Linked DNA regions of Homo sapiens: region 1 is linked to region 2. The links are chromatin contacts, found by Hi-C or POLR2A ChIA-PET in ENCODE. All regions are on one chromosome and are shown on one strand. The core of a region is the stretch at or near the end of the contact, and the rest is flanking DNA. Distances in the headings are between cores, read along the strand shown.

Region 1 (3,511 bases), core at 200-2,699, 57 kb before region 2:
TTTTCTCACATTGAGTAATATGCATAATGTAGTTCCAAATGTATTTCATTACTATAGTCACAATATCCAACTAAAAATTACGCTATCTAGAATTGTACCAACCAAAATCTCGTATTGGCAGATCTTGACAGGCTGGACCTGCAAGATGTGGCTTGAATTTTAACCATTTATTACATAATCTCTAGTGATCATGCATCTAGTTATCATAAGAAATAATTTAAAAGGTTTTGTTGCTGAAAGCAGTAAGTGGTGCAGTAAAATACTTAAGTTATTCAAAGAATGTTATCTTTCTTGCAAGAGTAATTTAAGCACATGGGAAAGATTCTAGACTTTTTGTTTCTTGCAACAACAGTGCCCTCTGCTGCTAGAAACCTTTTTCTACTTACTATCATTTTTATTGTGGCTTGAGCTCAGTCAATCTGGTGCAGATGAGGCTGGACAACTACTAACCAATAAAATCAGGAGTTTGTACAAAAGTTAAATGGAACATTATAATTATTTTAAGTAATGTTAATTGAAAAAATTTTTTCTTTTTGACAATATAAAAAACATTTTAAATTTCCTAGAAATGTCTTCAGGGTAATGCCAATTTAAGATCTCTCTTAACTTGTGGCCAAGAAATTCTAGATTTTCCAGCTGACTTTGGTATAATATATATTTATCAGGAACTTCTCTCAGCAGAGAGTACCCATTCTTCGAGTTCAAAGCACAATTTTAAACATGTAAAATGGATATATAATTTGCCAAAGGTAATTAATTTATTCTTTTTTTCTTAAAGAAGAAAAAGACATTGGTTGTTGTTACAAAAAGTCTAAATTACTGTTGGTTGAAACACAGCAGCTGTGGAGTTCAGTCCAGGCATGAAGACTAAATCTGCTTTACCAAGTAAGGTGTAAGGTTGCATGTTTCAGTCCTCTACCATCCTGCACTGTGAGCAGCACTATACCTGTGCGTTGTCTGAAAGCCTTCCGTATATTCTCCAGCTAAATGGTCGTCTGGTAGCCTTTGCATTTAACAAACTAGCATGAGGCTTTTTATATCTAAATGCTACGTGATAGACAATTTCAGCTAGCCACATATTGTATGTATGAGATTCATAAAGACTTTCAATCATTTCATTTTCAGACAACTGAAATTTTGTTTAGTATGTGAATTCTTTTTTTGAAATGTATAGTGAATAGGATGTTGCACTGGTGGCAATTCATCATGGAGCATAATAAAATTAATTTGACCCAAATAGAATAAAATAATGTGTTTCATGTGTTTATTGTTAAGAGAGTAAAATAGGTTTAAAATTTTTAAACTGTATAGTGAAGGGTACAGAGCGATCAATGATAATGGTTGATGTTTTCAGCAGACTGCATGCCCTGAGAGTTAGAGTGTGCCATTAAATAAACATGGTGAGCAGAAGAATGTTGCACCCTGTTCTGTTGGGAAACATGACAGCTGCTCAGCAGCTCCCCTAGAAGCCACTGCTGTCGTTCACAGAGCATTGACATTGCAAGGTCAAACTGTTTGGAACTCTTCCACATACCAGAAATGTTGAAGTTTTCTAAATCAGAATGATATTGGAGTTTATTGGTAGTTTCAATAAATGCCAAATATAGCAGTTTGTATGGGACATAAGTAGCTTTTAATAAATGATATCAAAGAGGGTGCTCATTTTAAACGGTAAACTCTGTTTTTGATAGATAGAATTTTCTGTTTCACTGACCCTGGCACAAGTGGGTGTCTGAAGATTAAACTGAGTTGCGGAATTCAGAGTGTAGGATGCTACAAAATTCCTTTTAAGAGCTTTGGCCAAATTTAACAACCATTTCAAGAGTAATACGTTCTATTAAAAAGTTGTTTCTGTTGTACAAATGTGAACACTTAAGAATATATTAGACTTTTAAAATAATTTTTTAAAGATGCCTAAGAATTGTTTCTGTCAGGTCATTTTTATCTAATCAACAGAGGGGATTCCCGAGATAACTCTTGTTTTAGAAACGGAGTTCCTAAAGGACAAATATAGAGATAAGGCTTATTTATAGTACAATAGAAAAGCCTGTATGGAAAAGTTGGGAAATTTACCTTCCACATTTATTGACATTGTCACATCTCACCTCCAAAACACAGCATTCTTTATAATCTCTTGGTCATTTATTCATGGATTAAAAAAAAAACTTTGCTTTCTAAGGAAGCCTCTAGGAAAGGTATAGTACACTGTTATGAATATGTTAGAGAACATGCTTTGCAGCTACTGCCTTTACTTCTGTATGTGATACTTGGCATCCTCCATTGCCGTGAGGAGCCTATTGAAAAATTTGTCTCCGGATGCATCTGCCATAGGTTTTTCCAAAAAAAGAAAAGCATCACAGATTGTGCTAACTAACTGTTGATACAGTGTTAACTATTACACAAGTCCAGTGTAACTCTAAATTGGCCATGCACACCATCAAGATTGACAAGTCAAGATAAGATAGCACACAATTATTTTGAGTAAAACTTTGAGTAAATTTTTTTGAGTAAAAATTATTGGAGTAAAAATTATTTTGAGATTGTAATTTATAGGTGGTTTCAGTCTAATCAGATACTTGTGTATTGGGGCGTTTCTAGTAAACTTGAAGTAGTCCCTGAATTATTTAACAACCACAAAAAATCTACCTTAGGATTTTTAAAAAAAAATGTTTCTATTTAACAGCAAGTTCAATTTCAGCAGTATCAGATTGCATTATGGAACTTGAACAAAACACTATTTTCTGTCTTGAATTGCTTAGCATTTCATGACCTAAATTTTGTCTTGTCTTAGCTGTTGCTAGATGTGTGAAGATTTTCATCAAAGCCTAATTTTAAGGATTTTTTTAAGCATCAATATCATATTATGAACTAAATGTGTGGTGGACATTAAGATACAACAGTGGATAGGATAGGTCCCCACCCACATTTACATCATTTAAATCTAAAATACTTATTTCATAAATGAAAGACGTTTGGACCATTGAGTTACATGAGTTACATGAGAACAGGCATGTGGACACCACCAAGCCTGTTCTCTAATTTTGCAGGTGAGGGTCCTCATTCATATTCACAGTGCTTGTGGGGCTTGCCCGAGGTTAAAGTATCTACTAGAAGCCAGATCTGACTAGTTCAGCTGCTCTTTCTCATGCACCATAATCCTATTGTATGCCTTTCTCTTTTTCTTAAGGATAAATGCAGATTTAGTTTGTTTCTGAAAGGTATATGGCTACAAATGTCACCCTTTCTCATATCATCTGGGTGTTGATAGATGCCGCCAACATCCTATGTCCATCTCTAACCAGAAAAGCTGGCTTGTTTTGAGGAGCCAGCCTCTGACTCTGATGCATGTGATTGTATTTTGGCTCATTGGCGGCAGTCACCCTACATTGCCCGAGCATTTGGTCATCACAGGGCACTTCTGTCATCTAGTACAGAGTTGAAATGAGGTTGAGCTTTTCATTCTACATCCAAATTATTTTTGTTAGTTTCTTACAGAAACTATAGGCATTGT
Region 2 (3,400 bases), core at 248-2,747:
GTCGACCAGGCTGGAGTGCGGTGGTGTGATCTCAGCTCACTGCAGCCTCCGCCTCCTGGGTTTAAGCAGTTCTTCTGCCTCAGTCTCCTGAGTAGCTGGGATTGCAGGCATGTGCCACCACAGGGTTTCGCCATGTTGGCCAGGCTGGTCTTGAACTCTAGGCCTTAAGTAATCTACCCACCTTGGCCTTCCAAAATGCTGGGATTACAGGCATGAGCCATGGTGCCCGGCCCCCTCTATTTTAACTTAACAAATACTTACAGTTAATAAAGTATTAACAAATACTTTATTGCCCTCTATGTGCAATCAGTGTGTGTGACCCTAAGAAGAATAAGTGTGACTACTCTAAGGAGCTTAGAGGGGAAATGAAACAAAATATCAGACAGCACAAACTGTATGATATTCCAGTGACACTGACATTAAGACAAGGAGACATGATGTAGGGGACTGTGGCTCTGCTGCTTATGGTGAGAGCTGGGGGCAAGCCGTTTACTTCCGTGCACCTCCATCTCCACATCTGTGAATGATTAATACAGCTTACTTCACAGGGCTTATTTGAAAATTAAACGTGGTTGTATTGGGACACCTCAAAAATGTTAGTCTTTTTCCTACAGGGAATCACTGGGGATCATGCGGTTCTAGAGGTCATTTGCAGATGAGGACGCTGAGGACCAGATATTTAAGGAATAAGGCTAGGGTCTCACAGTGAGTAGTGGCTCAACCAGTTTAGGAGTCAGGTCTCCTTAACTCATGGTTCTGTAGTTGTATAAAACACCTGGAGGGTTTAAGAAAGGGCAGTGTCACAATCTGTTGGAAAGAATTAGGAAAGGATTTAGGGAGGAGGTGTCTCAAGAGATTGACTTTGAATTGTGCTGAAGAGATAAAGGCAAGGACCTGACCCAAACCCTGCAAGGTACGTTTGGGAATACTGCTAGTATATTTTGACTGGAGTGTAGGATACAAGATGGGAGCAGTGAGGGATAAACGTGGTAAAACAATTTGAGATGATGCAATAGGGATTGTTTTTTGGATAGTTGACACTATTGTAGCTGCCCTATAGGGAGAGGAGCCAAGTTGCAGTATGTACTGTGATTCTCTGATGGGAGACTAGAAACCCAGAAAATGGTTAGAAACTATTTGCACTGGTCCAGGGAGAATTGAGGGACCTGATCAGGATGGCAGATGGATTGCAATGAGAGGACAAGAGAAACGCTACAAGAATTTGCAACTGATTGGATTTAGGAAAGCAGGTGATGGAGGAATTAGAGATAAATACGATCTTTCAATCCTGTTGAGAGAAATTATTACATTAGAAGAGTAGAAAAACAGGAGGAATTCAGTTAAGGAGAAGATGAGCATGAGGCCCTGATGGGCCATCTATGTGCAGATTGAACTGTCTCTCGAGAGAGCAATCAGGACTGGGCTTGTAAATTCGTAGGTCACAATGTATAGGGCTTAGCTGAGTTGTAGAATAAGGGTCTACTGAGGGACCAGGTGGGAAAACCTGATGCCAAGTTCCATTCAGCAGAGGAAGAGGAGCTCCCCTAGTTACATTCAGGTGAGGAAGAGTGATGAATGGAGAAAAGGAGAGTTCGAGAGGCAGGACAAAAGTCAGGAAGTGTAACTCCTTTTCACATACCTTTGTGGATTAGATGTTCTAACACGTCACAGTGACCATACTCGGCAGCGACGCCTAGTGGTGTGACTCCAAATCCATCTCTCAGGTGGACATTGCCTCCATGTTTCAGCAGCAGAGCTACGATATCTTTTCGGCCTTGCTTGGCTGCTTCATGCATTGCTGACCATCGCTTGACACAGGGCTGGTCTAGGCTAGTGTTATGTTTGATCAGAGTCGACACCATGTCATAGGAGCCCTTTTTCACAGCTTGAAAATGATTGTTAAAAACAACAGTAAGTATATTAACACAAATACCTTAGGTGGTATTAAACTAATTACTAAATTTAATATTGAAATAGATACTAGCTAGTAACTTTTTTTCTACAAGGAAAATAATGTATTTCTCATATCCCTTCTGTTTCTCATACCCAAGTTTATATTTGTGAAATATAAGTTTACAAGATGACACTACCTTTTCTTTAAGACCTGGAGGAGGGGTAAGAGTTTCACAGAAAATAACACGTATCACTAGGATAGGATGCTGTGTGCCCTCTTTCCAAATTTTAATTTCTTCACCAACAAAATGGAAATAACACTTGTTGTTGGGTTGTACAAATTAAATAATGTATGTAAAATTCTCAGTGTAGTACCTAGTACATAACAGGAGCTCAGTAACTGGCTATTATTATTATATCACTCCTAGGACCCAGGAACCTCATATGTAAATCATGTTCATCAGGTTTCCCCTATAGAAACAGGGTTTTTTCCCCTTGCCGCAAAAGATAGCAGCAAGTATTGAATGAACTTCTCTTTCTTATATATGTATTTTCTTTCCTTTCTCTTTCTTTCTTTCTTTCTTTCTTTCTTTCTTTCTTTCTTTCTTTCTTTCTTTCTTTCTTTCTTTTCTTTCTTTCTTCCTTCCTTCCTTCCTTCCATTCTTTCTTTCTTCTTTTCTTTTCTTTTTTTTTTTTTGAGACAGAGTCTCGCTCTGTCGCTCAGGCTGGAGTGCGATGGCACAATCTCAGCTCACTGCAACCTCCACCTCCTGGGTTCAAGCAATTCTCCTGCCTCAGCCTCCTGAGTAGCTGGAATTACAGGCGCATACCACCAAGTCTGGCTAATTTTTGTATTTTTAGTAGAGACAGGGTTTCACCGTGTTGGTCAGGCTGGTCTCAAACTCCTGACCTCGTGATCTGCCCGCCTTGGCCTCCTAAAGTGCTTGGATTACAGGTGTGAGCTACCACGCCCGGCCCTCTTTCTTACATTTTTAATGGGTGATTATCAATTAGATTGTTTAGAATCTACATAGGCCAACTGTTCCCAGTGAGTGAAGTAAGTGACCGTTAATGTAGTACAATTAAGGAGGTTCACCAAATCAGTTGTCCCTCTCCCTCTCTGCTCATCTCTAATGGCTGAAATTATACTGTTACAAGGTTTTCCCCTTTTGGATTATTAAGAGATTGTCCCCATTTAGATGTATACACTTCTAAAAATGTAACTTTTTTTTCCTTTTAAGTAAAATCTTATTAAAATACAGATTAGGATGAGTGCTGCCCCTACAAATGGAGATGTACACAGTTACATTCACTCATTCATTCATTCACTCACTCATTTCCTATTCAGTTAATACGGCTAGCTCCACTAAAGGCTCTGTGTTATGCACTGTGGACAACAGGAAGAAGAGACAGATTTGGATCTCACTCGTAGAGTTTATGGCCTAGAGAAGAAGCCTATGCTGCCTTCTATTTAAAGAGAGACTCAAAGTCTGGGCCTGTACTGGGA

The links. Hi-C counts contacts between places; a loop is a spot of excess contacts on that map. ChIA-PET counts read pairs that join two places held with the same protein, here RNA polymerase II (POLR2A). Pooled maps may share reads with other maps.
Region 1: a pooled map shows a loop between it and region 2 (2.2-fold over the local background). The contact joins the enhancer-like site here to the promoter of ASB15-AS1 in region 2. A Hi-C loop is called at or near these places in 25 of 168 maps with a recorded cell type or tissue (Caco-2, Calu3, HepG2 and 15 more) and 14 of 50 pooled maps. POLR2A ChIA-PET finds 5 or more read pairs at or near these places in 3 of 52 experiments (MCF 10A and WTC11).

The regions. Positions count from the first base shown.
Region 1 is chr7:123,679,674-123,683,184 of GRCh38, reverse strand. It overlaps WASL (WASP like actin nucleation promoting factor), which reads left to right. Exons shown (of 11, transcript NM_003941.4): 11 at 1-1,242. Among named protein-coding and RNA genes, the nearest start is that of LMOD2, 26 kb to the right of the region's middle. Within about 2 kb of position 1,449, at least 3 of the 41 ENCODE cell types and tissues checked have a DNase peak (open chromatin) inside an H3K27ac peak, as active enhancers do.
Region 2 is chr7:123,623,054-123,626,453 of GRCh38, reverse strand. ASB15-AS1 (ASB15 antisense RNA 1) reads left to right here and starts at 1,497. Exons shown (of 5, transcript NR_111922.1): 1 at 1,497-1,558; 2 at 3,294-3,400. ASB15 (ankyrin repeat and SOCS box containing 15) reads right to left here. Exons shown (of 12, transcript NM_001290258.2): 8 at 1,640-1,885.